Regions from separate parts of the Homo sapiens genome. Here region 2 is linked to region 1. Evidence: chromatin contacts called from ENCODE Hi-C data. All regions are on one chromosome and are shown on one strand. Each heading gives the region's core, a stretch centred on a gene start or an enhancer-like site at or near the end of the contact. The rest is flanking DNA. Distances are from core to core; before and after follow the strand shown. Region 1 holds the start of XK (X-linked Kx blood group antigen, Kell and VPS13A binding protein). Region 2 has its middle 50 kb from the start of LANCL3.

Evidence for each region. A loop is a pair of places that touch in the nucleus more often than their neighbours do. Pooled maps may share reads with other maps.
Region 2: a loop to region 1 is called in a map of ascending aorta, with 2.1 times the contacts of the local background. The contact joins the enhancer-like site here to the promoter of XK in region 1. A Hi-C loop is called at or near these places in 3 of 168 maps with a recorded cell type or tissue (GM12878, ascending aorta and psoas muscle) and 7 of 50 pooled maps.

The regions. Positions count from the first base shown.
Region 1 is chrX:37,684,520-37,688,287 of GRCh38, reverse strand. XK (X-linked Kx blood group antigen, Kell and VPS13A binding protein) reads right to left here and starts at 2,497. Exons shown (of 3, transcript NM_021083.4): 1 at 2,082-2,497. The coding sequence starts at 2,326. RefSeq lists enhancers at 1,685-2,194, 2,195-2,706 and a silencer at 2,376-2,755.
Region 2 is chrX:37,519,640-37,523,580 of GRCh38, reverse strand. No RefSeq gene overlaps it. Among named protein-coding and RNA genes, the nearest start is that of LANCL3, 50 kb to the left of the region's middle. Within about 2 kb of position 2,345, at least 2 of the 41 ENCODE cell types and tissues checked have a DNase peak (open chromatin) inside an H3K27ac peak, as active enhancers do; they include ascending aorta, where a contact is called at or near this core.

The DNA.
Region 1 (3,768 bases), core at 1,248-3,747:
GAGACCATCCTGGCTGGCACGGTGAAACCCCGTCTCTACTAAAAATACAAAAAAATAAAATTAGCCGGGCGTGGTGGCGGGCGCCTGTAGTCCCAGCTACTCAGGAGGCTGAGGCAGAAGAATGGCGTGAACCTGGGAAGCGGAGCTTGCAGTGAGCTGAGATCGCGCCACTGCACTCCAGCCTGGGCGACAGAGCAAGACTCCGTCTCAAAAAAAAAAAAAAAAAAAGAAAGAAAGAAAGAAAGAAAGAAAGAAAGAAATGATAAGTGCCCTGCCCAAAGTCAGATCACACTTATTTTACTGAGCAAGAATACAGTCCAGACCACAGGGCTTACCTGGCTAGGAAGGACTAACTCTCTCCTCACTAAATGGCTCCAGGTTGCAGGACTTTTAAAATTCCCCTCCCTCCCTTTCTTTTTCCCCAGACTCTTCCCCAGCTATCAAGAAGTCAGCAGCAACCTCCCACTCCTGCCAGTGTACCTGTTTATTTTCCTTTCTAGGATTCTGCAGCTTCTGGAGGCTGAGAAATTTGTTCACCAAGTTTGCTGTGACTGTGTGCAAACTACAAGTCAGTAGTTTGTGTGTCAGCTGGAACAGTTTTCTTTAATATGAGGTGCAAAAATTTTATGGCCAGGCGTGGTAGCTCATGCCTGTAATTCCAGCACTTTGGGAGGCCTGGGCAGGAGGATCATTTCAGCTCAGGAGTTCCAGACCATACTGGGCAACATAGAGAGAACTTTAGGAGGCCCAGACAGGAGGATCACTGGAACTCAAGAGCTCGAGACCAGCCTGGGCAACATAGGGAGACTCTGTCTCTACAAAAAATACAAAAAAAAAGAAAGAAAAAAGAAAATTAGCCAGGCATGATGGCGCTTGCCTGCAGTCCTAGCTACTCTGGAGACTGAGGCAGGAGTATCACTTGTGCCCAGGAGGTGGAGGATGCAATGAGCTATGATCTTGCTACTGCACTCCAGCCTGGCTGATAAAGCAAGACCTTGTCTCAAAAAAAAAAAAATTATAACTTTGTAAAATTTATCTTGCTCCTCAATGTGTGTGTGTGCGTGTGTGTGTGTGTGTGTGTGTGTGTGTGTGTAAGAGAGAGAGAGAAAGAGAGAGAGAGAGAGAGAGATTTCCTGGTAGGGCTAGCTGAATTTTCTGGCAGCTGAGGTGTCTCTCTGGCCTTTCCATCTCTTCAAATTCCTCTGTCGCCTATGTCTAAAATTCAGTATTATAAACTTATTTCTAATCCAAATGGACGGCCTTTGTTTTGCTTTTCCTATAGTGATGAAAGGTACTAAAACAACACATTTTAAACTCCTTAGATAAGCCAGTCTGTTTTATTACCATGTATTTCTACTTGCTTTGTGTTAATAAAAATTAATTTCCAGAAATGTCACCAACAGTTTTTCTTTACTTAACACACAGCAAGTTTTGTTTTCATGGTGCATTGTGCACCAGCTTTAATGGCTACGTTTATAAGTTTGCCAGGGCCGGAAGACATTTCTAGAACCCCATATGTTTCCATATCCCATAATATTCGTAACGCCACCAAGAGAAAAGAATGGTGCATGGATTTCTTGACTTCCCTATGAGAATTAAATACTGTTAAAGCTTTTAGAACAGTGCTTGGCACACAGTAAGCTCCATGTGTTTGATAAATTAAAATTAAATCACCTGTACATGCTGTCCCCGTAACCACAGCTTAGAACACACTTCCCAAGGGTTTGTGACAACACAAGCCAATCCTGTCAGAGCCTACTTGACCCCAGAGAAACCAATGTCTTTAATGAGGTTGAACCACAAGAAACTGCCATTTTTGTTGGTCAATTTCAGTTGAATGTTGGCTATTTCATTTGACGGAACCTAACAGGAATTCAGTGTGCCCCAACTTTATAACCATTATGCCATGATTCGTCGCGTTCCTGACTGGAATAATGGGGCTGAGGGGCATGGCGGACCGGCTTGGGGCTCAGCCACCTGTCTCCACAGGAAAACCGCCTCCCTCCACTCGAGCAGGTGGGGAGATCAGGCTACAGGACCGAGGCTGCGGCCTGGGGCTGGCTCTGGGCTTCTGCACGCACCTGAAAAGGGGCCCAAGTTGCAGCAGGTGCAGCAGCAGTACGAGCGGGCGGTCGCGGCTGAGGTCGCGGTGTACGAAGAGAAGCGTGAGCTGCACGAGCGCGCAAGGCAGTAGCGAGAAAAGCAACGTCAGCGCCTGCCACATGCGGTCCCCGCCCGAGCGGTAGGTGCTGCTCAGGCTGAGCGCCGCCGTTGTCTCGGCCACGAACAGGAACACGGACGCCAGCACCGAGGCCGGGAATTTCATCTCCGCGCGTCAGCGGCGCTCACCGGGGACGGACGCAGTGGCGGCGGCTGTGTGGCTGTGGCGGCGGCGGCCGTTGCCCGAGGGGCTCCCAGCATGCCCAGCCCCAAACCGCTCCCGCGCTCTGCGCAGCCCGCCGAGGGCACGCGGGCCCGGCCGACCGGCCTGGGCTCTGGAACTGGACCTGGTGGGGGCGGCCGACCTGGCTGGGGTGGGGTGGGGTGGGGCGAGCTGCGCAGCCCCGCCGGGACACGCCCACGCGCTCCGTGCGCCGCCTGCTCGCTCGCTCGCCAGTGCCGGCTGCGTCTCTGTGGTGACCGTCCCCTGGCGGGCCGCGAACCCGCGCCCTACGACGGCTCAGGCCATGGAGCGGGAGCTCAAAAGGATGCAGTTCGCCCTGCGGGCGTCGCGCGCAGCCTCTGGGTCCTAGAGTCCCTTGGGTCCTATCTTGGGAAACCGTTCACATCCCTTTGAAAAACTGCAACCACCCGGGCCCAGAATTGGAGTCCGGGCGCCTTTCTAGCCCAGTCTATTTTCTGGGCCGAGGAAACGCGTGATTCTTCAAAGGGCCAGCATTTCTGGCCTTTTAAAAATAACCAGACCACACAGAGGCTTTTCAAAGTGCAAGTATATTGTCATGCACCCACCACCAAGTGGGAAAAGATTTCACTTTTCACTGTGCCATGTGAGCATGTCCCTTTGTCTTCCAAATACAGTGGTCTGAAGCATTGCTTCCAGTGGTGAAAAGGCGTCAAAGATCGTCTCTAGGAACCTGTCCTTACCTCCCAGAAAAACTGCCTACAAAATATATTCCTCTGTAACTGTAAGTAATTCAGGGCAAAGATCAGGGCCTAATAAGGAAGTAGTTTTTTTTATTCCAAGACAGACCTCTGCTTATTGGTGTGCCAATACCAAGACTAACACAACTCCTTTTAGCCCATTGAACTTTCCACCATCTTCTTGATATCAGGATGTACTCAGTCCACCCCCGTCCCTCAGACCTCGATCAAGTCACTAAATCTTTCTGAAACTCAGGTTCCATAAAGGGATTAGACTTAAATAATTATAAGATCTCTTCCCCTGTTGAAATTGGGTGATTTCAATCTTCAGGCATCTCTGGCATTTTTCTATTTAGGAAAATAATGTAAACACAAATAGAATATAAAGATTCAAAAGGAATCAAACCAAAAAAGAGGTACAGGGAGAGAATGTGGTGGGCTGTTTTTCTGTTTTTTATGTGGCATGAGAAAATCCATTTATGAGTTAAGGGGCAGATTCAGCCAGCAGCTGAGAGGTAGCAGGCCCTTTCCCTAAAAGGATTACTAATGTCTATTTATAGAACCCAGAAGGCCACCATGTCCTGGGCCAAGATACATACACTGCCACAAATACAGAATCAGCAGCAACACTCCACAGAGTATTTGTGTAATGTTTTACTTGACATC
Region 2 (3,941 bases), core at 1,096-3,595, 160 kb after region 1:
CTGAGTTGGATCTTTTAGAGACAGGATAAAAGCTGAGGTCATCTAAAATTTAATTTAGTGCCTGAAAGTAGGTCTCAAAATGAAAATGATACTTTACCATTTTAAAGCAGAATTTTCTGTATCCTGTGTCTCTTGAAGCAATTTACTGCATGGATTTCTCTTAGGTCAGCAGGATGGTTAGTCCAAGTTTAAGCCAAGCACAGTTCACAGTCAATTTCTGTTCAGATTAATTACTTTTGCAGCTAGCTGTCAGCCTTATTGCATCAGTAGGAGTCAGACTAATATTGCCAGCAGATCATGTCATAATTTGTTAACGAAACTATTCATTACTATTTTTTGCCATTTCTTAATTTATTTGGGATATAATCTGTATCTCCCTTATTAAAATGTGTCAGATATGCTGATGTTCTGTACAACTCAATTGTATTCTCCTGACTTTATGGATGAAATGAACCTATATAACAAACCTGGGATTACTCCATAAGAATGCCTCTGAGTTAATTATACTTCCTGTTAGTACAAGTCTATTCTAAAATGCACTTAATTGCATTTGCAGACATTTATTTTGAAGTCGGTCATTGTTGGTGGTTTGTGGCTTTGCTCTCAGGAAGAAGGGTGCTATATTTAAATTAATCAATAAAGAATAAATACACTTGAAAAGGAGTTTATGATTTGGTGTTCTTAGAGTGAAGATGTGGGAAGAGAAGTCCTGCAAATGTGAGGAGTCGATTTTACAGAAAATTGAGTCTCGGGTAATTTAGTGACTTTCTCCCACAATGCTCAGTTATTTAATGGTGGAGCTAGGAGTAACCAGTTCTCAGGTGCTCCAGGCCCATTCCCTTTCTACTTTACTATGGGAGCAGGATCTTGCAGAAAAATTTTCTGTATGTAATTTACTTTTCATAAAATAATAATAATAAATAATTTGGTATTGTTTAAATTTTTGTTTAGAAATAATTTAAAACTTGCAAAATAGTTGCATATACAATACACATGACTTTCTGTAGTTTGTCTAAGACTTTTAGTTTATTAATTATCTTGAAAACAGTTAAGATAAATACCTAAATTTCTTACACTTCATTTGTAGATTGGTTAAGTTTTTATTAATTATAATAATATTTAAGTGTATACAAATATAAATATAAGACTTCCATTAAGTTGCGCCATAATCTTAACATATAATTTGTATAAATTTGGTTCTTATAAACTTTAGACAATATTCCATGTATTTGGATTGATAGTTTCACCACTTACACCAGCTGGGTACAATTTTACGATGTCCTTGTTTCTCTGTCAAAGTGTTATTATAAAGTATAATACACATAACTTTCTACGTTTAGATAGATCAATTTTTAACATTTTACAAATGTGTGTCACAGACACACAAACACACACTGAAATACCTGAATGAAGAGACAGACAGATGCAGCTAACTTCATATATTTCCCAAGAACAAGAATTCTGGGACAGGCACCATGGCTCACACTTGTAATCCCAGCACTTTGGGAGGCCAAGGCAAGAGGATCTCTTCAGCTTAGGAGTTGAAGGTTACAGTGGCCTATGACCAAGCCAATGTAAGGCAGCCTGGGTGACAGAGCAAGACCCTGTCTCTAAAAATATTAAAAGAAAAGCAAACAAAAGAAAAAAATTCTCTTACAAAACCATAGTACGTGTATCCAATTCCAGAAATTTAACATTGATACCATGCTCTTTATTATATAATATACAGTCCATATTCAGTTTTCACAGTTGTTGCAACAAAGTTTTTCTGGTCATTCTATTCTTTTTCCTCCTAAATATAATCCATGTTAATGTGTTGCACTTAGTTGTCACGTCTCTCTGGCCTCCTTTAACATGGACTAGTTCCCAGTCTTTCTTTGTGTTTTATGACATGGACATTCTTGAAGAACACAGGCCTGCTGTTTTGTAAAATATCTCTCAGTTTGAGTTTGTCTGATGTTTCCTCATGATTACAGTTGGTTTAGGTACTCTTCTGGCAGAAATACTACTTAAATGGCTGTGTGTCCCTGTTACAGCACCACAACAAGAGGCACATGATGTTAGTTTGTCCATTATTGGTAATAAATCTTTGACATTTGGTTAAGCAAGGGGAGGGGGGTCTTCCAGGTTTCTTAGCAGGTTATTTTCAGCACAGCATGAGAAGCAAGAAAGTCTACATGGCAGGAAGTACCTAAAATCCATTTGTGAGCTAAACTAGATGGAATGCTGGCATTAACTAGAGTTAGATGGGGTTCTTTGCAGTGCCAGCCAGTGTGATTCAGCCCTCAGCTTGTACTATTCTCCAGCCCTCCTCCTCCTGCCAAACCCTACGGCCTGATTCAATGGCAATCTTTGATGGGGCCTGCTGAGTCACTTTCTTAGGAGCCAATGCTATGTAGGTATTCCTTCCTCTACAGGAATTCAAAAAATATTATCTCAAAATCTAAAAACACATGAGTTGGATGACACTACGGTTTGCATATCCTGAGTCCTTTATTGATTGGTTGCAGAGATTTTTGACTGATAAGCCTGGCTTTAATTGAGCTTACTTATGTAATAGGCAGTAATAATAGCCCCAAGGAATATATTTCCCAAGGCACCAACCATAGTAACAGGGACCCCTTCCCCGGCCCCATTTCCTTGCCCTGTCCTGTGCTGAGGTAATTGGCTGAATAGAACAGAGCTTGAGCCGGGCACAGTGGCCCATGCTTATAATCCCAACACTTTGGGAGGCTGAGGCAGGTAGACAGCTTGAGCTCAGGAGTTCGAGACCAGCCCAGGCAACATGGCAAGACCCTATCTCTACTAAAATTACAAAAAATTAGCCAGATGTGGTGGTGCATGCCTGTGGTCCCAACTACTTGGGAGGCTGAGGTGGGAGGATCGCTTGAGCCCAGCAGGGCGAAGGTTGTAGTGAGTCGAGATCGCCCCACTACACTCCAGCCTGAGTCACAGAGCCAGGCTCTTTCTCAAAAAAGAAAACAAAAAATTGAGAATAGAACTCGAAAAACACAGTTGCAGTTGTTTTCCTCAGGGAGCCATCTCACTCTAATGAAGGTTCTACCTGCTACCCACCCTTATCCCCTGCCTTTCCCCTTACTAAGCTGGGATAATGTTAAACATTTTTTACTTGGCAGAAATATTCATTCTTGATTACAAATCACTGGGTTGTCTGAGAAAGGTGAAGTCATATAAAACTATGGGCCTTCAAAGAGGATACTCCACCCTCTTTGGGAACTGATTAGAAACTAACATGAATCGAATAAAACAAAATGAATGAAGTAGCTCTCTATAGAAATGTTTACAGGCCCAACTTCCAAACTTCATAGTTATTTAATCATGGATTGCTATTGGGACGAGAGCTGCTCCCACATTTTAGAATGTTATAGTTAAAAAAGAGTGTTACGAATGATCAACCTGCTAGCTGCCTCAGTTTCTTCATTACAAATGAGAATAACCTGATCTAAAGAGACATGTTTGGAGCAAGCTTGAATTTATTTGGCCTTCTCGTCAAGTCAAGCAGGTTTAGCTTGGAAAAAACTGAATCACACATAAACTAGAAGTGGGGTTGCTCATGGATATGAGACTGTGCCTTGGGAGTTGGTAATAGAGAGGGGTTGTTTTCTCAAAGCCTTTTTGGAGAAAGTCACCATAGGAGTTCCTTGTTCTTCACCCCAAATCTCCATAGTTTCTGCAACTCCGCTAAATTCCACATGTCTGCTCCTTTCTGTTTTCTTACCCTCACCCTTTCTTTTAATTTCCCCAAAAAATCTGGTAAGAGCGGGGGTAGTATCTTAGCTTGAGTTCTCCGAAAAGATGATCCTGGGAGAAGGGTTTAGATACAAGCAGTTTATTTAGGGGATGTCTTAGTTTGGGCTGCTAAAACAGATTACCATAGACTGGGTAGCTGAAAGAAAAATAATATTTTTTTCACTATTTTG